Linked DNA regions of Homo sapiens: all the other regions are linked to region 3. A link is a loop called in an ENCODE intact Hi-C map of the cell type or tissue named here. Cell type or tissue: heart right ventricle. All regions are shown on one strand. Region 1 has its middle 71 kb from the start of NBPF3. Region 2 has its middle 41 kb from the start of ECE1-AS1. Region 3 overlaps ECE1 (endothelin converting enzyme 1). Region 4 overlaps RAP1GAP (RAP1 GTPase activating protein). Region 5 overlaps ALPL (alkaline phosphatase, biomineralization associated). Region 6 has its middle 52 kb from the start of ECE1-AS1.

Evidence for each region. Hi-C counts contacts between places; a loop is a spot of excess contacts. Peaks named below come from ENCODE experiments on the same cell type or tissue, not always from the same donor. Only the 100,000 strongest peaks of a DNase experiment are listed, where the experiment ranks them.
Region 1: it touches region 3 in a loop (9-fold over the local background); 86 of 110 quality-filtered maps call a loop at or near these places.
Region 2: a loop joins it to region 3, with 5 times the contacts of the local background. A loop is called at or near these places in 85 of 110 quality-filtered maps.
Region 4: a loop joins it to region 3, with 3 times the contacts of the local background. A loop is called at or near these places in 18 of 110 quality-filtered maps.
Region 5: it touches region 3 in a loop (2.5-fold over the local background); 9 of 110 quality-filtered maps call a loop at or near these places.
Region 6: a loop joins it to region 3, with 3 times the contacts of the local background. A loop is called at or near these places in 86 of 110 quality-filtered maps.

What each region holds. Positions count from the first base shown.
Region 1 is chr1:21,367,162-21,371,161 of GRCh38, forward strand. No RefSeq gene overlaps it. Among named protein-coding and RNA genes, the nearest start is that of NBPF3, 71 kb to the right of the region's middle. In heart right ventricle, CTCF peaks have their summits at 1,510 (motif pointing left), 1,734 and 3,565 (motif pointing right); DNase peaks (open chromatin) are centred at 1,500 and 3,560.
Region 2 is chr1:21,332,501-21,336,500 of GRCh38, forward strand. It overlaps a transcript of ECE1 not described here. Among named protein-coding and RNA genes, the nearest start is that of ECE1-AS1, 41 kb to the left of the region's middle. RefSeq lists an enhancer at 1,876-2,095. In heart right ventricle, CTCF peaks have their summits at 2,405 (motif pointing left) and 2,608; DNase peaks (open chromatin) are centred at 1,991 and 2,389; H3K4me3 peaks cover 1,205 bases; H3K27ac peaks cover 3,764 bases.
Region 3 is chr1:21,253,815-21,257,814 of GRCh38, forward strand. ECE1 (endothelin converting enzyme 1) reads right to left here. Exons shown (of 19, transcript NM_001397.3): 7 at 3,711-3,776; 8 at 2,133-2,324. Among named protein-coding and RNA genes, the nearest start is that of ECE1, 35 kb to the right of the region's middle. In heart right ventricle, a CTCF peak has its summit at 1,575 (motif pointing right); DNase peaks (open chromatin) are centred at 597 and 1,577; H3K27ac peaks cover 2,465 bases.
Region 4 is chr1:21,657,127-21,661,126 of GRCh38, forward strand. The region is part of intron 1 of RAP1GAP (RAP1 GTPase activating protein); the gene reads right to left. Among named protein-coding and RNA genes, the nearest start is that of RAP1GAP, 10 kb to the right of the region's middle. RefSeq lists silencers at 2,230-2,389, 2,460-2,509. In heart right ventricle, CTCF peaks have their summits at 2,143 (motif pointing left) and 2,344; a DNase peak (open chromatin) is centred at 2,175; H3K4me3 peaks cover 364 bases; H3K27me3 peaks cover 349 bases.
Region 5 is chr1:21,572,106-21,576,105 of GRCh38, forward strand. It overlaps ALPL (alkaline phosphatase, biomineralization associated), which reads left to right. Exons shown (of 12, transcript NM_000478.6): 9 at 1,560-1,694; 10 at 3,628-3,819. Among named protein-coding and RNA genes, the nearest start is that of LINC02596, 12 kb to the right of the region's middle. RefSeq lists enhancers at 2,043-2,717, 2,718-3,392. In heart right ventricle, CTCF peaks have their summits at 2,131 (motif pointing left) and 2,843; DNase peaks (open chromatin) are centred at 2,116 and 2,676; H3K4me3 peaks cover 485 bases; H3K27ac peaks cover 2,505 bases.
Region 6 is chr1:21,343,425-21,347,424 of GRCh38, forward strand. It overlaps a transcript of ECE1 not described here. Among named protein-coding and RNA genes, the nearest start is that of ECE1-AS1, 52 kb to the left of the region's middle. RefSeq lists enhancers at 463-552, 1,297-1,676, 2,377-2,426, 2,437-2,486 and silencers at 1,807-1,916, 2,037-2,226. In heart right ventricle, no CTCF peak of the experiment used is centred here; a DNase peak (open chromatin) is centred at 2,147; H3K4me3 peaks cover 3,049 bases; H3K27ac peaks cover 2,344 bases.

The sequences.
Region 1 (4,000 bases), 110 kb after region 3:
CCTAGCTACATGGGAGGCTGAGGGGGGAGCATAGCTTGAACCCAGGAGGTCGAGGCTGCAGTGAGCTATGATTGTGTCACTGCAATCTAGCCTGGGTGACAGACTGAGACCCTGTTTCAAAAAAAAAAATCCAAAACAAAACATCTTGTACACAAATGTTTACAGCAGCATTATTCATAATAGCCTAACGTGGAAACAACCCAAATGTCCATCCGCTGATTAATGGAGAAACAAGATGTGGTCTATCCACACATTAGAATATTATTCAACCATAAAAAGGAGTGAAATACATATACATGCTACAACATGGATGAACCTGGAAAACATACTAAGTGAAAGAAACCAGTCACAAAAGTTTACATTTTGCATTATCCTATTTATACGAAATGTCAAGAATAGGCAAATCTATACAGACAGAAAGGAGAGGAGTACCTGCCTAGGCCTGGGAGTGACTGCCAATGGGTACGAGGTTTCTTTTGGGGTAAAAATGTCCTGAAATTGGGTTACAGTAATGGTTGTATAAATCTCTCTACATACTAGAAATCATTGTATTAGGCCGGGCGCAGTGGCTCACGCCTGTAATCCCAGCACTTTGGGAGGCTGAGCTGGGTGGATCACAAGGTCAGGAGATCGACACCATCCTGGCTAACACGGCGAAACCCCGTCTCTACTGAAAATACAAAAAAAAATTTGCCGGGCGCGGTAGCGGGCGCCTGTAGTCCCAGCTACTCGGGAGGCTGAGGCAGGAGAATGGCGTGTACCCGGGAGGCGGAGCTTGCAGTGAACCGAGATCGTGCCACTGCACTCCAGCCTGGGCGACAGAGCGAGACTCTGTCTCAAAAAAGAAAAAAAAAAAAAAAAGAAATCATTGTATTGTACATTCTAAATGAGTGAACTTTTATGACATATACATTATATCTCAACAAAGCCTTTTAAAAAGTTTATTGAATGGGCTGGGCGCAGTGGCTCACACCTGTAATCCTAGCACTTTGGGAAGCTGAGAGCTGGGCGGATCACCTGAAGTCGGGAATTCGAGACCAGCCTGGCCAATATGGCGAAACCCCAGCTCTACTAAAAATACAAAACTTAGCCGGGTGTGGTGGTGCGTGCCTGTAATCCTAGCTACTTGGGAATCTGAAGCAGGGGAATTGCGTGACCCCTGGAGACGGAGGTGGCAGTGAGCTGAGGTCGCGCTGCTGCACTCCAGCCTGGGCAACAGAGCAAGACTCCATCTCAAAAAAAAAAAAAGTTTATTGAATGAACGAGGAGAAGATAAAGTGGAAGGAAGATAAGGAGGGAAAACAGTTGAGAAACTGCCCTAGGTCTGGACAGAGCTGATTCCCTAAGACACCCCCGCTGGGAAGCCTGGTTCACCCTTTAGTCCCCTCCCTTCCTTCCTTTCTTCCTTTCTCCTCCCCTCTCCTTTCCCACGGTCTGTGATTCTGGTGGAAACTCTGGCCCAAGCTGGGCTGGCAGGAGGAGCCACCTGCCACGGTGCACGGCTGTCCCCTGGTGGCGATCTAAAGTGAAGACTTGGGAATGTGGTCAAGGTGGGAGGCCTGGGAATGGGGATTATTAGAGAGCTAGGGAAACCCTGGTGAATGAAGGGTGAAGGAGCAGAAGAAACTTCCAGAAGCCTGGAGACAGGGGAACGCCAGGGATGGAGCCCTGTGACACTTTGCTAAGCTTCTGAGGTTGATACTGGGATTCTGATTATTACTGTGCCGGTCTCCACGTCTGTTTCCTGTCTCCTCCGGCAGTGATGTGGGCACCAGGAGGGAAGGGGTGTGTCTGCTGATGCATGCTGCCTCCCCAGCACCTAGCACAGTGCTTGGCACTGAGTAGGTGCTCACTAAAAATATGTGGACTGCAGTTGGTTATAGTAGGAGGAACAGAGAGAGAAGCCTGGGCTTGAAGCCAGTGTTCATCCTGTCAATCCAGTGACTTGGATAAGTCCTGTGACCCTGGTGAGCCTGAATTGGCTCACTTACCTGTGTTGTGGGGAGAATAACCCTTCTCTCTCAGAGTCATAGTGAATTTAAATGATCACATTTGCATATAGCTTCAGGCTCATCCTAGGAGCTCCTGGCAGCCAGGAATGGTAAAGAGGCACCACATCCTACACCTGGGTCTGCAGGCCCATAGAGGGGACCCAGCAACTTCACTGACTTGCTGGGGGATGTCAGCCAAGTCCCTTTACATTCTAGGACTCTGTTAGCTCCCTTTTAAAATAAGGAGAATAAGGCCAGGCATGGTGGCTCATGCCTGTAATCCCAGCACTTTGGGAGGCCAAGGCAGGCAGATCACTTGAGGTCAGGAGTTCGAATCCAGCCTGGCCAACATGGTGAAACTCTGTCTCTACTAAAAATACAAAAATTAGCCGGGTGTGGTGGCACGTACCTGTAGTCCCAGCTATTTGGGAGCCTGAGGCAGGAGAATCACTTGAACCCGGGAGGCAGAGGTTGCAGTGAGCAGAGATCACGCCACTGCACTCCAGCCTGGGCGATAGAACAAGACTCCATCTCCAAAAAAACACAAAGTAAAAAAGAAATATGCGTAAGAGTTTTGCATACTTTGTTGGCACTGTGAGGTCTCCTCTGAGAGTTGGGGAGGCCATACAGGCTGTATTTGTGGGAGGAGCATTGAGGGTGTGGAGTGAATGGCAAAGGTTTCATCCCACGTTGTGGAAAGTGGGAGAGAAGGTTTAAGGAGGTGATGAATTTAAAGAGCCCGGTGCAGCTCTGACTCCTGAGGGAGAGCTGGGCTAATGTTGGCTGTTCTCGTTCTCCTTATTAATTATATTGGGGCACTTTTGGAGGCCAAGGCGGGAGGATCGCTTGAACCTAGGAGTTCAAGACCAGCCTGGGCAACATAGTGAGACCCCATCTCTACAAAAAATAAAACAATTAGCCAGGCATGGTAGTGTATGCCTGATGCTGAGGCGGGAGGGTCACTTGAGCCCAGGAGGTCAAGGCTGCAGTGAGCTATGATTGCACCACTGTACTCTAGCCTGGGCAAGAGAGCAAGACCCTGTCCTTAAGGGGGGGAGGGGAAAGTATTGGGTTCAAACCCAGCACTATCCCTTAGTTAAGTGACTTATCTCAGTGTTTTAGTTTCCAATCTGTAAAACAGGGACAATAACAGAACCTACCTCAGAAAGTTGCTGTGAAGATTCCCTTAGAAAAAGCATGTTAATGGCCGGTACTGTTATGGCTGGGCGCGGTGGCTCACGCCTATAATCCCAGCACTTTGGGAGTCCGAGGCAGGCAGATCACTTGAGGTCAGGAGTTTGAGACCAGCCTGGCCAACATGGTGAAACCCCCGTCTCTACCCAAAATACAAAAATTAGCTGGTCTTCTTAGTGGGTGCCTGTAGTCCCAGCTACTTGGGAGGCTGAGGCAGGAGAATCGCTTGAACCCGGGAGGCCGAGGTTGCAGTCAGCAGAGATTGCCACTGCACTGCAGCTTGGGTGACAACAGTGAAGTGACAGCTTGTGGTAAAAAGGGTAGCTCAGGCTCCATCCCTGCGCCTGGACAACTGTCGAGGTCTTCTAAGAAACTGACCAGCAGGGGACAGCAGGTGTCCATCCAGGGAAGGACTCGATGCAAGCCTTCAGGCTGTGATACCCAAGAAGTGATGGGGGCTGGAGGGGAGCCCAGAGCACCATGGAAGCCCTGTGGGGTGGGGAATGGGGCTAGGAGTGGATTGGGGTGCCCCAAGCTCAGGTGGGTGAGGAGCAACCAGGTCAAGCTCAGGGAGCCTCTGGGAATAGGTGGGAACAGCTTTAGGGGCAGAGAGTAGCAGCAGCCTCAGACGAACCAAGAAGGAAATGAACAGACAGAAGGATACTGGCTATTTCCCCAGGCTCAGAGCAGACCCACGTGGGGTGAACAGGGACATTCTGGGTAGAAGAGGATGAGGGACCAGGTCCAAGACGAGCGCGATGGCTCACACCTGTAATCCCAGCACCTTGGGGGTTGGGGGCAGGAGGATCGCTAGA
Region 2 (4,000 bases), 79 kb after region 3:
CCTGAGGCTGCTCCAGTAAATGGCAGAGCTGGGATTCAAACCCAGGCAGGCTGGGCCAGAGCTTGAACTCTTGATCTGTGTTAGTCCAGGGGGAGGGGGGAGGAGGGGGGGAGAGAGATAGGAGAGAGAGGGGAGGGAAGGGGAGGGGAGGAAACAGGAGGAGAGCGGAGGAGACAGGAGGAGAGGGGAGGAGAGGGGAGAGGAGGTGAGGGAGGGGAGGGGAGGGGAGGGGAGGGGAGGGGAGGGGAGGGGAGGGGGAGAAAGATTTCAGTCCAAGGTGACCCTGAGAGAAGTCAGTCAGGCGAGGAGTTAGAGGGAAGGGGGCTGCGGGAACACAGGATGGGGGTGGGGTGGGCGGATGGTGAAGTAAGTTTCTAAGAACAGCTATGGAAAGAGAAACAATTGGGACATGTGTCAACACTGTTACAATATTAGTGCCATCCAATTCTTGGAGTCTAGCACCAGATATGCACCATGCATGCTCTGAGTGCTGCTCCTCTCACTGAATATTTGCAGTCTTCCTGGGAGGGACTTATCCTCACTTCACAGATGGGAAATCCAAGGCTCAGAGAGGAAGACACGCCTGCTAAAAGTCCTTGGTGACAATTCAATGGCAGATCCAGGGTTCAAGCTCAAGTTGATCCCATGGCCCTTGGTCTTAACCACTAGGTCACACTGAACAAACAGGTATTGGTGGTGCGTGGTAGGGATCTGATGCAGAAGGTGGGGGGAGCTGCCCAGTTTTTCACCCGGGACCTGCACTTAGTGCCTCCGCCTCCCCCACCCCTATTTGGGCTGAAGGCAGACAGCACAGCTCCAGCCCACCAGAGCCGTGGGGGGGGCGGGGGGGTGGGTGGGTAGTAGTGTGGCCTGGCTAAGGAGTCTCTCAAATATAGTGGGGAAATAAAATAAGTAGCAGAGAGATGGGCCAACCATGGCCCATTCTCATCTTCCCTCCCTAACCGCGTTCATCAGAAAACAGCATATGTGAGGGCCAGCACGCAGCCATTCTTTCCGGTGCTTCAGGAGGTTAGGATGACAGAGCCACGGGCTGGGCGCAGTGGCTCACGCCCATAATCCCAACTTCTTTGGGAGGCCGAGGCAGGCAAATTACTTGAGGTCAGGAGTTCGAGACCAGCCTGGCCAACATGGTGAAACCCCGTCTCTACTAAAAAATACAAAAGTTAGCCAGGCATGGTGGCACCTGCCTGTAATCCCAACTACTTGGGAGGCTGAGGCAGGAGAATTGCTTAAACCCAGGAGGTGGAGGTTGTAGTGAGCTGAGATCGTGCCACTGCACTCCAATCTGGGCAACAGAGCGAGACTCCGTCTCAAAAAAAAAAAAATGACGGAGCCACAAAGGTAATAACAGCTCCCACCTCCCAAGGGCCAACTCCGTGCACCGTCCTGTGAGCTTTACAACCTGTCATAAATTATCAACCACTTTTCACAACACCACTATGAGAAAGGTGCTACCATCATCCCATTTCATAGAGGAGAAAACCGAGGCTCAGAGATGGTCACTCACCAAAGGTCACCCAGCTGGGACTAAGTGACAGAGCTGGGACTACAACCCACATCTGTCTGGCTCCAAAACCTCCATACCTCCATCTTATCTAGAAAGAGTGCTGGATGAGGAGTCTAGAATCAGGGTCTAAGTCCTGCCTCTAACCTGCTGTATAGCCTCAGGTAAGTCTCTTTCCCTTTGTGAGCCTTGGTCTGCCCTATGAGGAAGTTGGCCTAGATGACCTCCAAGTCCCACCTCCTGTGACTCTGTGAGCTCTCATGCCCTCCTCTCTCTGGCTCCCAGCCACCACACCGGAAGCCCAACAGGATGCCGAGTAACCACCCACTGAACACTCAGGGGCGAAGGAAGATGAAGTGCCGCTTTCTCATGGCCATCTTCCACCAGACCAGCCCAGGAAACAAGGAACCACAAAGCCACAGGATTCCCTCCAGCGTGGCCGTGTGAACAGCAGCCCTGGAGCAGAGGGGCTGGGCATCCCCTTGCGGCCATCACTTCCTATGCCCTCACTTCTCGGCAGGGTGTGCGGAAGCGAGGGAGGCAGGCTCCAGCTCAATGCCCTCTGGCTCTGTTTCTCTGGGTCCCCAGGGGCTGGGACGGTGGGAACTGGTCACTCTGGGAGAATCCCAAGCCCACCCCGGAAGGCTGAGTTGAAGTGGAGGTTCAGACAGGTCTGTCTGGCTCCACAGGTAACTTTTGCCCACTGTGCTCTGCTGCCAGCAAGGTCTCGAAGCATCTGGGATGCCTGGCTACCTCTCTCCCATCCCTGAAGTAGCAGCCAAAATCCCAGATCCTGCAGAAACCTACGCCTCCTCAGCCTCAGGACAGACGAATATCCTGAGGCCCGCGCTCCTGCCTCCCTCCTGCCCCCTACAGTCCATGCTCTACACAGCAGCCAAGGTCTTTCCAAACAGAAACCAAGCCCAGTCGCCCCTCAACGTGGGGTCCTCCAGTGGCTTCCCACCACTATTAGAACGAAATGCTGACCCCTGCCCCACAGACAAGGCTGTCCATGGCTTGCCCCTCCAGGCCCACCTCTCCCTAGCCTTCCCTCCACCCTCCACTGCCTCTGCCCGGCCACACCAGCGTTCACCCCCTACATGTGCCAAACTTGCTGTTCCGGCAGCCGGGAACTCTCATCTCCCCCGCCCCCGTCTTTGCCCGGCTGCCCCCTCCTCAACCTTCATGTCCCAGCTCAGACATCACCTCCTTTCCTGGCCGCTCCTCTAGAGCGGCCCCCTCCCCTCACAGCCACTCTCCACCACATCGCCCTGTTTTGTCTCCTTTCTTCTCTCGGAGCGATCCTTCTGGTGGGTGGCTTTGCCTGTTTGGTCTCCAGCTTCCTCCCCTAGAGTGCAGCTCCTTAGGGGCAGGCATGTGACTGCTCCATTCTCTTCTGTCCCCACAATGAGGCAGGGCCTCCTTGGGTGCTCACAACCCTGAAGATGAGGACGCTGCAGCCCTGAGAGGTGGATTGAGCCGCCCAAAGTCCCAGAGCCAGGGAATAGCAGGGTTCAGACCGAGGGCGACCTGATGCCAAGCCTCAGTGGGTGGGGGGCTCTCACGGCTGGGGGCCTACTCTGGAGGGCTCTCACCCAGGGTGGACAGAGTCGCAGTGAGGCTCTTAGGGCGGGTACCAAGAATGAAGGGCCCACCAGCTTTCCCAAATGGTCCTTCTGCAAGCTACAGGCCAGCTGAGCTCCTGCCTGGGGTGGGTGAGACCCTGGGGGTGAAGAGGCACCAAACACCAGGAGCAAAGGCTCCCAAATGAGGGAGACCACAGACACAGGGAGCTGGGAAGCTTCGACCCACCCAGTGCTTGACGGAAGGGGAAAGTGAGGACTATGGAGGGGAAGGGACTTGCCTGAGGTCACACAGCCAATCAGTGGGTCTCCAGGGAGGGAGGCCCTTCCCTACCCTGCAGAACAGCAGGCGAAGCCCAAAGCCCAGGGTCTGGGCAGAGTGCCAGCCCAGAACTGCCAGGCCCTGGGGGCAGGGGCAGGGCTACAGAGTGAATCTGGGGCATTAAGACAAAGAAAGGACTCAAATTTCTTCCTTCTTTCAAAAAACACTTGAGACAGGCAGTGTCTCATACCTGTAATCCCAGCACCATGGAAGGCTAAGGTGGATGAATCACTTGAGCCCAGGAGTTCAATACCAGCCTTGGCAACTAGTGAGACCTTGTCTCTACAAAAAAATATCAGAAAATTAGCTGGGTGTAGTGGTGCACCTGTGGTACCAGCTACTCAGGAGGCTGAGGTGGGAAGATCACTTGAGCCCATAAGTTCAAGGCTGCAGTGAGCTGTGTTCATGCCACTGTACTCCAGCCTGGGTGACAGAGTGAGAGACCCTGTCTCAAAACCAAAACAACAAAAAACATTCACTGAGGCCGGGCGTGGTGGCTCACACCTGTAATCCCAGCACTTTGGGAGGACGAGGTGGGCAGATCACCTGAGGTCAGGAGTTCGAGACCAG
Region 3 (4,000 bases):
AATCCCAGCACTTTGGGACGCCGAGGCGGGTGGATTATGAGGTCAGGAGTTCGAGACCAGCCTGACCAACATGGTGAAACCCCGACTCTACTAAAAATACAAAAATTAGCCGGGCGTGGTGGTGCCTGCCTGTAATTCCAGCTACTCAGGAGGCTGAGGCAGGAGAATCGCTTGAACCTGGGAGGCAGAGGTTGCAGTAAGCTGAGATCATGCCACTGCACTCCATCCTGGGCGACAGAGCAAGACTTTGTCTCAAAAAAAAAAAAAAAAAAAAAAAAGAGGAACCACAGTCCCTTGTGAGGGCAAGGGCTATGTCTCATTTGTGTTCTGGCACACAGCTGGGGTGAGTGAACGAGCCAAGCCCATTTTACAAGGAAGGCAGCCAAATTCACATTAGAATTTAATCAGAAATATCTGTAAAAACTCGAGAGAATCCATATATTTCCTAAAGATCTTAATTGAACTTTGGGTACTTAGAACACAGAGGCTGTTTGGCCAGGCGTGGTGGCTCATGCTTATAATCCCAGCACTTAGAGCTCCAAGGGGCTTACAGTCCTCTGAATCTAAGCCCAGGGCTTGTGTACTACAAGCTGCTGAGTCTGCTAAACTCCCCCCACCTTGGCAGCTGTGCAGCTGGGAGGCAGGAAAAGCCTTTCTTCCTCTGCTTGGAAGAAGAGAGCAGAAGCAGTGGTGATAGGATGCCTGGGGGGAACCTGGTGGCCATGCTGGGCTGATGTGCTCAGGGCTCCTGTGCCTTCTCCGCTATTCCTGGCACAGACAGTTGGCATCATGGCCACGGTAGGGGGCTGAGGCACTGCGGGGGCCCCTCAGGCTGAGAAATCGGCTGGAACAAACCAAATTATAATGCACAAACAACATCACCCTCAGCCTCCTGGCCTCAGAGCAGGAAAAGAGTGCCAGATGGTATCTAACAGCAGCTGTTGATCTCCATCCTGGTCTGAGCAGCACCACTGAGCCTCAGGCCAGTTTCTCTGGGAGCTGAAGGGCAGCCAGCACCAGCAGGAGGCCAGGCTCCCCTGACCCTGATCGTGGGCCCTAGCACGGCCTGCATCTCCGCCTGGGACACCCAGTTGGCCTGGAAATGCTCATCTATCGTTAGACTCACCTTCCCTGACTTCTCCCCACCCCTGGCTCCCAGGGCCCGCTGCTTTTGCCCAAAGCACTCAGCAATGAGACAGGGTTGTTTCTAGCTGGTGTCCCCCACTAGCCAGGAAGCACATGAAGCGCAAGGTCCCAAGACGGACCCATATACACCTGTCAGCTGGAGGAGGGTAAAGGGCAGGGACCTAGTGTTCTTCCTGAAAGTAGAAGGAACGGACAACAGGTCAAATTCGGCTGGTCACAAGGTAAGGAAGGAGGGAGATGACACTCTGCGGGAGCCCCTCCTCAGCAGAGAAGCAAGGCCTGGCCACGCATTCCTGGGTGATGTCAAGAAACGGCAAGATCGGTGGTGGCCATTCTGCTGATCCCTCTGCAATGCCAGCTGATGCTCTGGAAAGAAGGAACCAGCAAGCTATTCTCTCTGGACCCTCAAGAACCAAGCAGCCACCAGAGGGCAGCCTTTGGCAGAGGCTGAGCCCTTGGACGTTGGGCTTCTCCAATGGGTGACAGAGAGCATCACAGATCTAACGCCCTGTTGTACAGTGAGCCCATCTGCGGCTGGCTCCTCTGCCACTTAGGAGCCTCCGGACCTTGATCTGGCTCAGAAAAGGGAAAAGTAATGACAGAATCCACACCATGCATTTATTAAGTGCTCACTGTAACCAAGTTCGATGTGCTTGGTGCTGGAGAGACTGGAAAGGCGCTGTCAATGTAAGCTGGTGTGGTCATGACCCCGAGCCTCCAAGTAAACACTATTAATTACAGAGAAGCAGCCTGGTGTCGGCCAGGCGCCTATTTTGGAGTCACTTACTAGCTGTGTGCCCTTCAGCAGGTAACTTGACCTTTCTGAGCATCAGTTTTTCCATCTGTGGACTGGGCATAACAACCATCCTTCCTTTGTCACATAGTTTCAAGGACTAGATGAAATGAGTATAAAAGCCCCCAGTCCAGGGCCCTGTCTGAAACCTGGAGGCCATCCCAGCCTCCCTAGCAGCCGGCGCTCAAGTTACCTGCAGCTCGGCTGCCGTCACTTTGTGGTAGATGAGCTCCTCATCACGGCGCTTCTCCTGTGGGATGGTGATGTTGGCCAGTGCCGTCTCAAAGTCCAAGATCTGCTGCATCTGGGGCCGGATGGCCTCCTCGTCCCCGCCGCCCAGCAGCTTCCCCAGCTGGACCATGTAGTTCAGATATCCGGTCAGCACCTGCAGGGCCCATACCCCAAACTGTCAGTGGCTGCCCCCCCACTATCCACTGGACGAGAGTTGGTGGGGGGCTTGGCCAGCCAAGTCCGGCACAGGGAGCCAGGGGGCTGCACAGTGCCCCCAAGACACCCGTGGGGCCAGGTGTGGTGGCTCACGCCTGTAATCCTGGCACTTTGGGAGGCTGAGGTGGGTGGATCACCTAAGGTCAGGAGTTTGAGACCAACCTGGCCAACATGGCGAAACCCCGTCTCTACTAAAAATACAAAAATTAGCTGAGCATAGTGGGAGGTGCCTATAATCCCAGCTACTCAGGAGGCTGAGGCAGGAGAATCACTTGAACCCAGGAGGAGGAGGTTGCAGTGAGCCCAGATTGTGCGCCATGGCACTCTAGCCTGGGCGGCAGAGAGAGACTTTGTCTCAAAAAAAAAAGAAGAAGACACCCGTGGGAGACACAGCATTGAGAATGATCTCGGGGCCGTGTCTCTCTGCTGCTTCCCTACAGCCTCCAGGAGAAAGCCCAAAGTCTTGGCTCGTCTCACAGGTCCCCACCTGGGCTGGTCCCTGTCTTCCAGGGCTTGTCCTGGGGCTGTCTTTCCATTCTTAGAATGCATCTTTTCTGACCACCCCCCACCCGTGTTCCAAGATCTGAATTAGGTCTCCACGGTAGACTTTCTCAGCTTCACTTTCTCTTAGTTAAATAATATCCGCCTCGCCGACCAAACCACAGGCCCTGTGGGACGAAGGCTATGGTGGTCTTGTCTGCTACCATCTCCCCAGCATCAGGCACTCTGTGGGCGCTTGGTCAAGTACATGCCGGCGGAAGGATGAAAGGACAGATGAATGAGTTCCAGGTGAGGTCGCCCCAAGAGGCATCACAAGAGGCAGGCCAGGGGGAGGGAGAGCCATGGGCTTCGGAGCACGTGGATCCGGATGTGAATCTCAGGCTCGTCATTTACTGGCTATGTGACCTTGAGCAGATCACTTAGCATCTCTGAGCCTGATACCCTCTTCTGTAAAAGGCAAGACAAAACTAATTCCTGTTTGACAGATGAGGCAAATGAAGTTCAGTATCTGCAGGGTTAATGGGAGGGTCACAGGTGATGTATAAAGGGCCAGGCGAATTGTGGTAGCTGTTATTGCTGCCTCTGCCTCTCTCTAGAACCAGGACAAATGATACCTGTCTCTTGCCCCTTGTGTCCATGATGCCTGAGTGACACAGCCAGCCTAGGGGTGTCCCTCCCCTGCCAGGGTCTGCCTGTTTCACCCATCAGGTCACTGACACCCCTGGGCTCCCCTAGCTTCAAAGACCTGCACAGGTGTGGGTGTGGACACGGAGCAGGAAGGACCGTGCTGGGAGGCAGGCTGGGAGGGGAGAGGCACGCTTACCTTCTCGTTTTCAGTTTTGTTCAGGTAATAGTCTCTCGAGGGCAAGCCCAGGCCAGACTGGTCCACCTGGCAAGAGAAGCAGGCATGAGAGGGAATTCGTGTTGCAATGCGTGTATCCACTGCACGGCCTCCTGCCCTGGGAATGGCTGGCACATGGCAGCAGAGGCCCAGCTCAGGCCCTTGGAGAAGCAGGACTGCTGGCTACAGTCACTGAGAAGCCCACTCAGGGACGGGATGACACATTCCTGCCTGTCCACGTGGCCCCCCCCCGCAGGGCTCCTGGGCTCCTC
Region 4 (4,000 bases), 400 kb after region 3:
AAAGAGTCATCTAACTCATGCCTGTAGAGATCACATCAAGATCAAATGCATGCAGACAGGCTCACATGAACATCAGCCCCCATGCTGCAAACCCACAAGTACGTGCACATGCAAAGGTCAACTCCAGCTCCCACCCTTAGGTCCCCCATCAGTGCACATGCACCTACTGACTCCGGCTGCGTTAGTACATGCATGTAAATACACACTGATGACAGCACATACAGGCACAGGAATCTCAGGCCCACACATCCTTACTCAAATCACATTATTTATGTTCATACAATATACACAGACAGATGTGTACACACCTCACAAACACGCATGGAGCATCCAGCTAACTACTGGGAAGAAATAAAGGTAGGAGACAGAATGGCTCTTTGGGGGTCAGAGAAGAGTGCAATTGCTGCATCTCCAGGATTGCAGAGTGGAGGCCAAGACACCTCTCATGTATTACAGGCTGGTGTCTAGCCGGCCAGCCCCCATCTCCTACCTCCACTGCTATGGGCGTGGCCCTCCCAGCCCATTTTCGGGGCAGTTGGACAAAGCTGGGAGACTGCTTGAGGCCCAGAGCTCCCCTCAGGAAGCTGGGCTGGCGGAGTCCTGACCTGGGGAGACCTGCCTGTGGCCCCAGCTCTGCTGGCAACCCACCATTTCTCATCACAAGTGCCTTCCCACTTCTGGCCTCTGCTGGTTCATCTATAATGGGGGGAGAGAGTTTCCCAACAGTTCCTTATGATACCACCCTCCCAGGAGGCCAACCAGTCTGGGACTCTGAGAGCCCCTCTCCACCCCGACAAGGCCCTCATTGAGGCAGTGGCTCTCAACAAGGGTGGCTCTGCCCCCCAGAGGGCGCCAGGGTGGTTTCAGTCCTCAGAAATGACGGGGTCGCCACTGTCATTCAGTGGGTGGGGGACAGGAAAGCTACGCTGGTGAGAGTCCCACTTCAGGAGATTTGTTGTTCATCAGATATCCTCCTAGATATTCAAGTGGGTAAAAAGCCCGGGTAACCCATCCTAGAACCTAACTCTGGTTTACAAATGAATATTTTTTGGTGTGGCTTTAATCCATAATACATTTTTCAAAGGTGCAGCTACTGAAGTCATTCTGAACTAGAGGTCAGGTACAGCGACATGACTTTCTGCTCTTAAATCTAAGGGTAGGCCGGGCTCAGTGGCTCACATCTGTAATCCCAGCACTTTGGGAGGCTGAGGCGGGTAGATCACCTGAGGCCAGGAGTTCGAGACCAGCCTGACCAATATGGTGAAACCTTGTCTCTACTAAAAATACAAAAATTAGCCAGGTGTGGTGGCATGCGCCTGTAGTCTCAGCTACTCAGGAGGCTGAGACAGGAGAATTGCATGAACCCAGGAGGCGGAGGTTGCAGTGAGCTAAGATCACAGCACTACACTCTAGCCTGGAGTTTTTGAGACTCTGTCTCAAAAAACAAAAACAAAAACAAAAAATCTAAGGGTAGGCTGGGCAAGGTGGTTCACACCTGTAATCCCAGCACCTTGAGAGGCTGAGGTGAGAGGACTGCTTAAGCCCAGAAGTTCGAGACCGGCCTGGTAACAAAGCAAGACTCCATCTCTATTACGATAATTTTAATTTTTTTAAATCTAAGGGTATATTTTTAATAAATAGGTGCCCAAGGCTGGTTACTTCTTTGGCTCTTGTGGTGTGGTCATGCCACAGCATTCATGTAGGGAGGTGGAGGGCCTTTTTCATCTCTTATGCCAGTATATAGTTGGTTTTTGAAGTCAGGTGTGTAGGCAGGCTTATTTCCTAGGAATATCATGACAGGAAAATGAAGAACGCTTTTTTTTTTTTTTTGAGACGGAGTTTTGCCCTTGTCGCCCAGGCTGGAGTGCAATGGCGCGATCTCGGCTCACCGCAACCTCCACCTCAGTAGCTGGGATTACAGGCATGCACCATCAGGCCCAGCTAATTTTTGTATTTTTAGTAGAGTCGGGGTTTTTCCATGTTGGTCAGGCTGGCCTCGAACTCCCGACCTCAGGTGATGCGCCCGCCTTAGCCTCCCAAAGTGTTGGGATAACAGGCGTGAACCACAGTGCCCGGCCGAAGAACGCTTTTTAAAACGTGTTCTCTAATGGGTCCGGGAGTCCGCCGCGGTCTCGGGCGCCACCAATTGGCCGTCATAAGAACTGCAGGCGACGGCCGCCCGGGCTCCAGGACCAGGGACAGCGCCCCGGGAGCATCTCAGAGAAGGGTGGGGACCCGGAGCCGCCGGGACAGCGCCCCCAGTCACCGGCCGCGCGCTCGCCACCCCCCGCACTTCCTCACCCCTCCCTTACATGGAGGCGGCCCCAGCGCCCGTCCTCGCCCTCTCCCCGGCGCCAGGCGCCGCCGCACGTCTCCCAGCTCACAAGGGCGCACCTGCGCCCGCCCACTGTGCTCTCGCCGCCCCCTCCCGCGGGACCCGTTCTCTCGGTGCGCAGATCACGGGGCCGCACCTACGCGTTCCGGGATCTCTGTGATCCTGACAACAGCCCCGTGAGGCTGATCCTGCAAGAGTTACATGTCTGCCATGGCTGACGGGGGAAATTGAGGTGTGCAAACAGAGCAGATCCAGCTCTTCCGAGCTCTTCGGGACCTCAGTCCCTATCACCCGTGCGCTGCAGCTCAGTGGCACAGCCCCTTCTAGTTCCCGAGGCCCTGTGCCAAGTGCTTTCATCCAGTCCTTAAACCCACCCTGTAAATTAGGTACAATCATCTTCCCCATTTCACAGATCAGGAAGCCAAGGTCCCAGAGGCTGAGTGGCTTGCCTAAGGATCAGTGGATGCAGATATGGCTACAAAACCTCTCTGAGGTCTTCACACTGCTCTGAGTCACTGTGAGGGACGCTCCTGCCAGGGAAAAAGTCCTTCCAACAGTACACACTGCCCTGCCCTGGCTGCTCTGTCCTGGTATCCTCGGGCTTGAATGCCTTCTGGGATAGGATGCGGGCATGGAGCCTCAAGATCTCTCACAGAGGAACCCAATCTCCCCATCCTCACAAGCTTTAGCCTCACAAAGCACCTCCCCAAGACACACAGTAGGTGCTTAATAACCCGTTGCTTGGCTGAAGCCCTGCCTTCCAGGAACCAGGGCTCTAAATGCATAACTACACAGCCTGGATACAGAGCAGGGCAGTGTGAGCCAGTGAGGAAGGGCACAGGCTCAAGAGGGCTGGACAGAGTGGGTTCCAACTCAGCTATATATATTTATTGAGACAGTCTCGCTCTGTCACCCAGGCTGGAGTGCAATGGCACGATCTTGGCTCACTGCAACCTCTGCCTCCAGGGTTCAAGCGATTCTCTCGCTTCAGCCTCCTGAGTAGCCGGGACTACAGGCACCCGCCACCATGCCCGGCTGATTTTTGTATTTTTAGTAGAGATGGGGTTTCACCATTTTGGCCAGGCTGGTCTTCAACTCCCAACCTCAAGTGGTCCTCCCGCCTCAGCCTCCCAAAGTGCCAGGATTACAGGCAAGAGCCACTGCACCCAGCCCCGACTCAGTCTTGAGCTGTGACCGTCAGCCTTAGTTTCCAATCTGGAAAATGGAGATGATACTAGCTCTTAGCTCACAGAGTGATGGCGTGTTAAACAAGGTGATGCACACAGACACCTTAGCATGGTGCCTTGTGCTCACGAACGGCTTGCACGGTGGTGGCTGTTAACACTGTTGCCAGTAGGGTCTTCTTTGGGATACACAAAGCCCAGGAGCCCTAGCTGAGTCATGCCTTCATTTACCCCAGGGGTAAATCAGGTGGGCAGGAGAAGCAGAGGAAGAGGCTGCAAATGTAGTTGGGCTGAGCTGGGGACAGGAGGAGGAGGGAGATGGCTGGGGCGCGGTGGCTCATGCTTGTAATAATCCCAGCACTTTGAGAGACTGAGGCAGGTGGATCGCCTGAGGTCAGGAGTTCGAGAACAGCCTGGCCAATATGGCAAAACCCCATCTCTAGTAAAAATACAAAAATTAGCTGGGCGTAGTGGTGCATGC
Region 5 (4,000 bases), 320 kb after region 3:
CATGCCACTGCACCAGTTTGGGCAACAGAGTGAGACCCTGTCACAAAACAAAACTTAACAGTTTAAAACAAGAGTAAACATTTATTGCCTCACTCAATTTCTTTGGGTCAGGAATCTGGGGACAGCTTAGCTGGGTCTCCCATGAGGTCACAGTCATCTGAAGGCTTGACTGGGGCTGGTGCTTCCAGGATGGTTCACTCACATGGCTGGCGAGTTGGTCTTGGCTGTTGGCAGGAGGCCTCAGTTCCTTGGCACATTGCTCTCTATAGAGCAGCTTGAGTGTCCTCATTACATGGTGGCTGGCTTCCCACAGAGATCCAAGAGTATATAAACAGAAGCTACAACATTTTATGCCCCAGCCTTCGAAATCACACACCATCATTTCGGTGGCATTCTATGGCATACAAAGGCTAGTGTGGGAGGAGACCACACAAGCGCGTGAATTCCAGGGGGCAGGGGTTATTGGGCACCATCTTGGAGGCTGGCTTTTGCCTGCTTCCAAAGCGCTAACAGCATGTGGCACCAAGTGAACCCTGTGTGCATGGGAGCTATTGTTCGGCTGTGTACCCACTCACAGAGGGGCAGGGTGTTCTGGAAGGACACCAGAATTGGAAGGACACCAGAATCAGAAGCACCAGCATGGGACACATGGAACTTTGTGCCATGGGCAAGGAATGGATCATTCTCCTTATGTCACAAGTGAGAAAACGGAGCCCAGTGAGCAGGAGGGACAATGATTCCAAACCTTCTGCTGTTTCGCTGCACAGGCCACCGTGCCCTTCAAATCCAACATGTAAATGCACACACACTCTAGCGGCCCCATCGAGTCCAGGCTGTGACCCTCTGCCTTGGGGCCACAGTGCTGTGTGCTGAGCCCTGCAGGCTGGAGGCAGACTGACTGATGGATTTGAACCCCAGATCTGCCACTTCTCAGCTGACAATAGCAAGTTATGGAACACCTCTGGGCCTCAGTGCTCCTCATCTGTGAAACGGGCATGGTGATCCCACCGCGCCATAGTGGTGGGAATGAAAATGAAAGGAATTGGGGCTGGGTGCGGAGGCTCACGCCTGTAATCCCAACACTTTGGGAGGCCGAGGTGGGCGGATGACCTGAGGTCAGGAGTTCGAGACCAGCCTGGCTAACATGGTGAAACCCTGTCTCTACTTAAAATACAACAAAAATTAGCTGGGTGTGGTGATGCATGTCTGTAATCCCAGCTATTCAGGAGGCTAAGGCAGGAGAATCACTTGAACCCGGGAGGCAGAGGTTGCAGGGAGCCGAGATCGCACCACTGCACTCCAGCCTGGACAACAGAGTGAGACTCTGTCTCAAAAAAAAAAAAGAAAAGAAAAGAAAAAGAAAAAAGAAAAAAAAAGGAATTGGGGGCCTAATTCTGGGCCCACAAAAATCACCCAGATAAGGATCCTCCCAGCCACCATACTCTACCCCAAGCTGGCTGTGGGGAGCCTGCATTCCCTGAGACACCCCAGCTTCCTTGGAGTCCTCCTAGCCGGGTCACAGCCTCTCAGCATCCACATCCTCCTGGCGTCCTCCTCAGGTCTCTTCGAGCCAGGGGACATGCAGTACGAGCTGAACAGGAACAACGTGACGGACCCGTCACTCTCCGAGATGGTGGTGGTGGCCATCCAGATCCTGCGGAAGAACCCCAAAGGCTTCTTCTTGCTGGTGGAAGGTAGGGACCCCGGGTCTGCTGAGAGGGGGCTGCTGGAAACACGGCCCTGGTGTCAGGATGGAGAAGTCCAGCTCTTAAAGGGAACTGACTGGTTTGGGGGTGAAGGGAGAGGTCCCTTTAGGAGAATAGGTTGTGGAAGGAGACGGGTGGCACTGTAGACACTCCCAGCCCAGCAAGCTGCTCTCCTTTGGGCATGGAGATGCAAGTTAGGTTCAGCAATCCAGGAAGGCTTCCTGGGAGAGGAGGCAGATTTCTCCCCTTTGGTAGTCTTTCTTGGGGACCTGGCCCTGAAGGGGCAAGCAGCCCCTCAGCCTCACTGCCCAGAAAAGCAAATCCGCAGGCCCCGGCTTTCCCACGCTGTGTGCTGATGTTCCCAGGCTCTTTCAGCGCCGGCCAGGGGCCTTGCAGACAGACCTGAATTCTTGGCCTGGCGCTGCCATCTGCTGGCGGTGTGACCTCTACCTGTGCACTTCTGTTATGTGAAGCCAAAAATAGCATCTGTCTCCTGGAGAGTGATTCGCCTCCATTGTGTTCAGAGACATAAAGTACTTGGAACGGGGCCCAGTAAAGAATAAACCGTGTTTCTATTATTAGCCTTGTTATGGCTACACAATAGTTAAGGCGGGAACAATAGGAAGTGTGAGGAAGTGATAAAGATTCCAGAAACCTTCCAGTGCTAACAGCCCTTGCCCACCGCAGTTCCTCATGTTGCCCTGCTAACATCGGTATGTATACACACACATGCACACACGTGAACATGTTTGCACATATGCTCCCCACGCATACACACATGCTCAGCGCCTCCGCCTTCCAGAGGTGAGCGTCCGCCAGCCCAGCTTGGCTGCTTTCTTGCCAAACCCCGGGGTTCCCACTCGAGCACAGCGGTCTTGGCCTGGCCCCGAACAGGCCTCTGACGCCAAGGAGCCAGCCAGAAACCAGCGGTGGTGAGCACGGGCTCCCCCGGGAGCGGTTTCCTTTGTGAGCAAGGCCAGGATGGGCCGCCCAGGCTAGCTGCTCCCAGAGCCACAACAAAGGGAGGACACGCCCTGCCAGCCTGCCGGGCCACCGCGAGGCTCAGACTGGTGGGAACAGAGGGCTGCCTGGCGCCCAGGACCCTCCAAGCTGGGAGTGTCCACCAGGCAGCGCCCTCCTGTTAGCAAGGGAAGTGTTCCTTTAAGGTCACAGAGCCCTCGGCTGCTGGGCCAAGCCTCCAGCCAGGCCCCTGCACTCACCCGGAGGTGGGAAGCGGGGGCGGAGGCTGCGAGGGTTCAGGCTTCGGCAGGGCTTTGTGGAACCTGCCACAGGCACTGCCCAGGCACTGGGGACTTTCACTACCTCTGGGAGCTCCGTGCTTTCTTTTTAGAGGGGATGATTTGAGGTAGAGATGAAAAACGGGGTTAGGACGAGTCACACCTGAATTCACATCCTGGCAAATCCCACCGTGGGCTTCCCCACACTAGGCCTCAGTTGCTCCATCTGTAAACAGGACTGATCATATTCCTCTCTGCCCAGCATTGCTGTTCAGGGGAAAAGAGACATGGGTGTGTCGTGCCTGGCACATTGTAGGGATTCCAGCGTGCCCCCTTCCCTACCTCCCAAAGGCTTCAGTGCCTCCTTCAAGCAGCTAGAGACAGTGCTGGGAGGGGCGGTGGGAGGAGTACAGCTTCCCGGCCTGGTGAATTTGATTACACATCTGGACTTTGCAGCCCCCATGCATGTGCCTTTGGCACCGGGGCTGTCCCTCTCTGGCCTCCGTCAGGTTGAATGGCTGCGTAAAATGCCTAGGCTGTGGTGCTAGCTCAGAGTGGTGCCCGGCGAAGGTTCCTGTCCTTCCCTAGCTAACAAAGGTTAATCCAGCAGCAGTGTTGTGGGGCTGGGGAGCAGATCTTCCTCCCCTCCTCCCTCACCGAGGCCTTTGCCTTGGTGTCCCAAGGAGGCAGAATTGACCACGGGCACCATGAAGGAAAAGCCAAGCAGGCCCTGCATGAGGCGGTGGAGATGGACCGGGCCATCGGGCAGGCAGGCAGCTTGACCTCCTCGGAAGACACTCTGACCGTGGTCACTGCGGACCATTCCCACGTCTTCACATTTGGTGGATACACCCCCCGTGGCAACTCTATCTTTGGTAGGTGGGCCTTCTTTGGGGTGGACACTCCTGGGGTCTCCTGTCTACCCACCTGGGAGCAGGAGTGGGTGGGAGAGCCAGCAAGCCCAGAGCATGGTGGGGACTCAATGACAACTGGGTGGGGAGGAAGAGTTACTGGGGATGGGGAGAAAATGCAGGGTGAGGCAGGGGAGTGAGTTGA
Region 6 (4,000 bases), 90 kb after region 3:
CATAGCCCTGGACAGATGGATGACAGACTTTTGTTTTGGATTCCAGAGACAACCCCTGGGGCAAATAGGTTAGATGTTAGGTAGAACTTCCCAGCGTGGGCTCAAGCTTGGAAAAGAAAACTAAGCAGTACTGAAGCAAAGCACTCTCACTTGGGTTATCTCACCCTTTGGAGGTAAGTGTTATCATCTCATCTTGCAGATGAGGAAACTGAAACTCAAGGGTGATGCTTCACCTAGACCAAAGTCCCTGTGGGGAAGTGGAGGGGATGGGGTTCAAACACAAATTGGTGTGACGTCAAAGCCTGGACTCTTCACAATAGGCTGGTGGGCTTCTTCAGTTGTAAGGATCTATAAAGTGTCACCAAGGCAAAGTGAGGGGACCTCTTTCTTTTTTTGGTGGTTTTTAAGGAAGAAAAAATTTTCTTTATGAGTAACTCAGGGTGGGCTTAGAGGCAGAGGGGATCATACAACCTCAAAGTCTCACGGCCTTTTGGTGCCCATACACTGAGACTTTAAATCCAGTGCTGGTCCACAGATAGTGCACTCCCTGTGTCGGAAACGGTCTGGGTGGGGCATTACAGGGGAGATTCCTAATGGAGGAGGTAGGTTGAGTCTCACGTGGTCTCTAAGCACCTTCAGGTATAGAACTAAGCCATAATTCCACCACTTCTGACTCTAGTGAGGCAACTGGCGGTGCCTAAGCAAAGAAGACCCTAGCTGGGTGAGAAGAGGCCTTGGAAGGGAGAGATGGGGGGGCGGGTTGTAAGGGGACTCCAGCTCTGGGCACAGCAGGGGCTGGGAACCACTGTGGGACTCTTCGGCTTTACAGGGGGTCCCATCCTGCTCCCATCCAGGCGCCCTCGGGCTTGGCAGCATCATCACAGAGAAGTGGAGGGGCTGGATCACAGGTACTGGCAGCCACCATCCCAGGCACATGCCCTCCTCAGCCCTACATGGTGACTTTGACCCACTTCACAGGGCACAGAACAGAACTAGGAGAGGGAATCCGAGTGGCTCGTCTATAGGGAAAGAAACCAAAGAGAAGTAGATGGCTCCCTTCCCGTGATGGAGAGGCCGGCACCCGGCCCTGGACAAGTGGACAAAGGGCCTTTGCTCTTGGGGTCCAGGGACAATGCCCCTCCCAACAGCCCCCCCCCAGGAAGCCCAGCCTGGATCAAATGGATTTCTCTTCTGGGGCTTTAGAGAGCCCCATGAAACGCCCCTCCCCAGTTCCCTTTCTCCCTGGTACTCCTGCCTATCGCAGTCAGCACTCGGCCTCAGCAAGCCCCTCCTCTGAGGACCCATCACCGGGAGATGCTGGGGAGACCGGATCGCTGGGTGCAGGGCCCCTGAGTGTCCCCTGGTCTCTGACAGCACCGACCTAGCTGCGTCGCCACCACATACACCCCTTAGGCCACAGCTGGATCAGCAGTCCCAGAGGGCCGCAACCTAGCCCTCCGAATGCGCCGGGCGTGGCCACCCACAGTGCCCCAAGGCGAGCCCCAGACCGACCTCAGTGTCCCGGGACGCTCAGGTCCAGCTGCATCCAGGCACCTCGAAATCGCCGCCACCCGCGAGCCCGACCCAGCCCGGCTGCCCTGGGTCTCCAAGCCAAGCTGAGTCCAGGGACTTCAGAACAACCCAAAACAGACCGCAGCAACCGTCCCCAAAGCGAACCGGGGACCCCGAGCCCCCCACATCCGGCTGGGACCAGAACCAAGCTCGGCGCGGCCGCCCCCGACGGGACCAAGCGCAGCGCCGCCGGGAGAGCCGCGCTCTGCCCGGGCGCTCCCCGACTCCACGCCTTCCGAGAGCCGGGCGGGGGCTGCTGCTGCAGCCGGCGCCCAGCCCCCCGCGAGCCAGGGCGGCCCCGGGTGCCACCCGCGGCACCGCTGCCCGCGACCGTCGAGGCTGGGCTGGACCGGACCAGACCTCCGCGCGCAGCACTCACCATAGCTCGCGTGCTCCGCCCCGGCTTCGCGCAGCTCCCCGCGCCCGGCTCCCGATTCCCAGCTCCGGGTTCCCTGCTCCCAGCCCAGCTGCTCGGACGGCTCGGCTGCCTGGCCCAGGCGGCGCGCTCAGCTCCAGCGGGCGAGCTCGCGGCTTCGGCGCCGAGTGCCGGAGGGGCGGGGCCGCCGCGGGGCCAATGGCAGGGCGCGGGGGCCTGGGTGGCGCAGCCAATCACGGCCTGAGGCTGCACTCCCCGCGCCCGCGCGGGCCCTTAACCCTTGGCGCGCTGGGAGTCGGCTGCCCGGGCTGCGCGGGGAACCTGGAGGGCAGGAGCAGGCGGGAGTTGTTGCTTCGGGGCGCAGGGTCCAGACCTTGCCGAGACCGGCGTTGGGAGCTAGCAGAACCGGGAAGAGGCTCGATTGTGTCCGGTGGGGCCGCCGGGAGCCTCGGCGACCTTTGTCTCCTGCCTGGCTCCTGCACTGGAGTGTGACCCGGGGCGCTGCAGCTGCTTGTGTGTGTGTGTGTGTGTGTGTGTGTGTGTGTGTGCGCGCGCGCGCGCGCGCGCGCGTGTGTGTAAGAGGGAGGAGAAGAGGAGACAGAAACGGTGGGAGGGGTGGATTCCGCGTGCCCGTGTGCTTATGTGTGAAGGAAAGTCCTGACTATATTTGGGATTTGTTGCTCTGTGTGTATATGTGCGTGTGTGTGTTTGCTATATTTGGGGTTCGTTGCTGTGTGTGTGTCCGCTGTATTTGAGGTTTGTTGCTGTGTGTGTGTGTCCGGTATATTTGGGGTTTGTTGCCGTGTGTGTGTGTGTGTGTGTGTGTGTGTGTGTGTGTGTGTAAGAGAGGAAGAGAGATGAGGAGACAGAAAGTGGGGGAGGGGTGGATTCCGCGTGCCCGTGTGTTTATATGTGAAGGAAAGCCCTGACTGATTTATTTGGGATTCGTTGCCGTCCAGGGACTTCAGGACAACCTGTGTCCGCTATATTTGAGGTTTGTTGCCGTGTGTCTGTGTGTCGCTATATTTGGGGTTCGTTGCTGTGAGTGTCTACTATATTTGGGGTTTGTTCTGTGTGTGTCCACTATATTTGGGGTTCATTGCTGTGTGTGTGTGTCTGCTATATTTGAGGTTTGTTGCTGTGTGTGTGTCTCCGCTATATTTAGGGTTCATTGCTGTGTGTTTGTGTGTCTGCTATATTTGGGGTTCGTTGCTGTGTGTGTGTGTCCGCTGTATTTGGGGTTTGTTGCTGTGTGTGTGTGTGTCCCCGTGATAGAGGGGTGAGGGAGGGAATGGTAGCAAAGCAGAGAGAAGGAGCCGTGGCTCTCTAGGCGTGTGAATTTGCAGGTCCAGGAGAGACACTGTCTCCACGTGTAGGTTTTGTGAGGTCAAGGGAAGGAGGAAGGAACAGAAGACAGCCTGCCTGTGTGTGTGTGTGATGTGTGATCTCCACTTTTGGGTCCTGTTGTACATGCATGTTAATGTGGTAGAAAGAAATGTGGTGTCCCTGTTGTAAACAAGTTGTGAAAAAATCCTGGGTTTTTGTGGTGTAGTTTGCGTGTGTTGTACGTGCCCACACAAAAGAGGGACATGGCTGTGATTTGGTACAACTTTGTGTGTAACCCAGTTTGCAAGAGACATCGAGATAAAAACATTGTGTGTGTGGTGACACTGTGGTCTTTGTGTGTGACTGTTGTGTGACTTTTGTGATCATCTATATTTGGGTTGGGCTGAGAAAGAGAAACTACTGTGTAGGGGGCATAATGAGTGTATGTTCAGGAGAAAGACATCCTGGCGGCATTGGGATTTGGGCTTTGAAGGATGTCTAAGAGTTCATTAGGCCAGACAGAATGCTCGTGAGGCCAGAGGGAAAGATCCGGGGAATCCTGCCTATCAGCCAACGGGGGTGAGGAGGCTGTAGTGGTGGGTGACCAGGGTGAATTTGGAAACAGAACCTACTGCCAGCAAGGAAGAGGAGGAGCAACTGACTGCAACCCTTGCCCAGGTGCTGACCCAGAGTGGCCCTGGATGCGTCTGGGCACACAGAGTCATT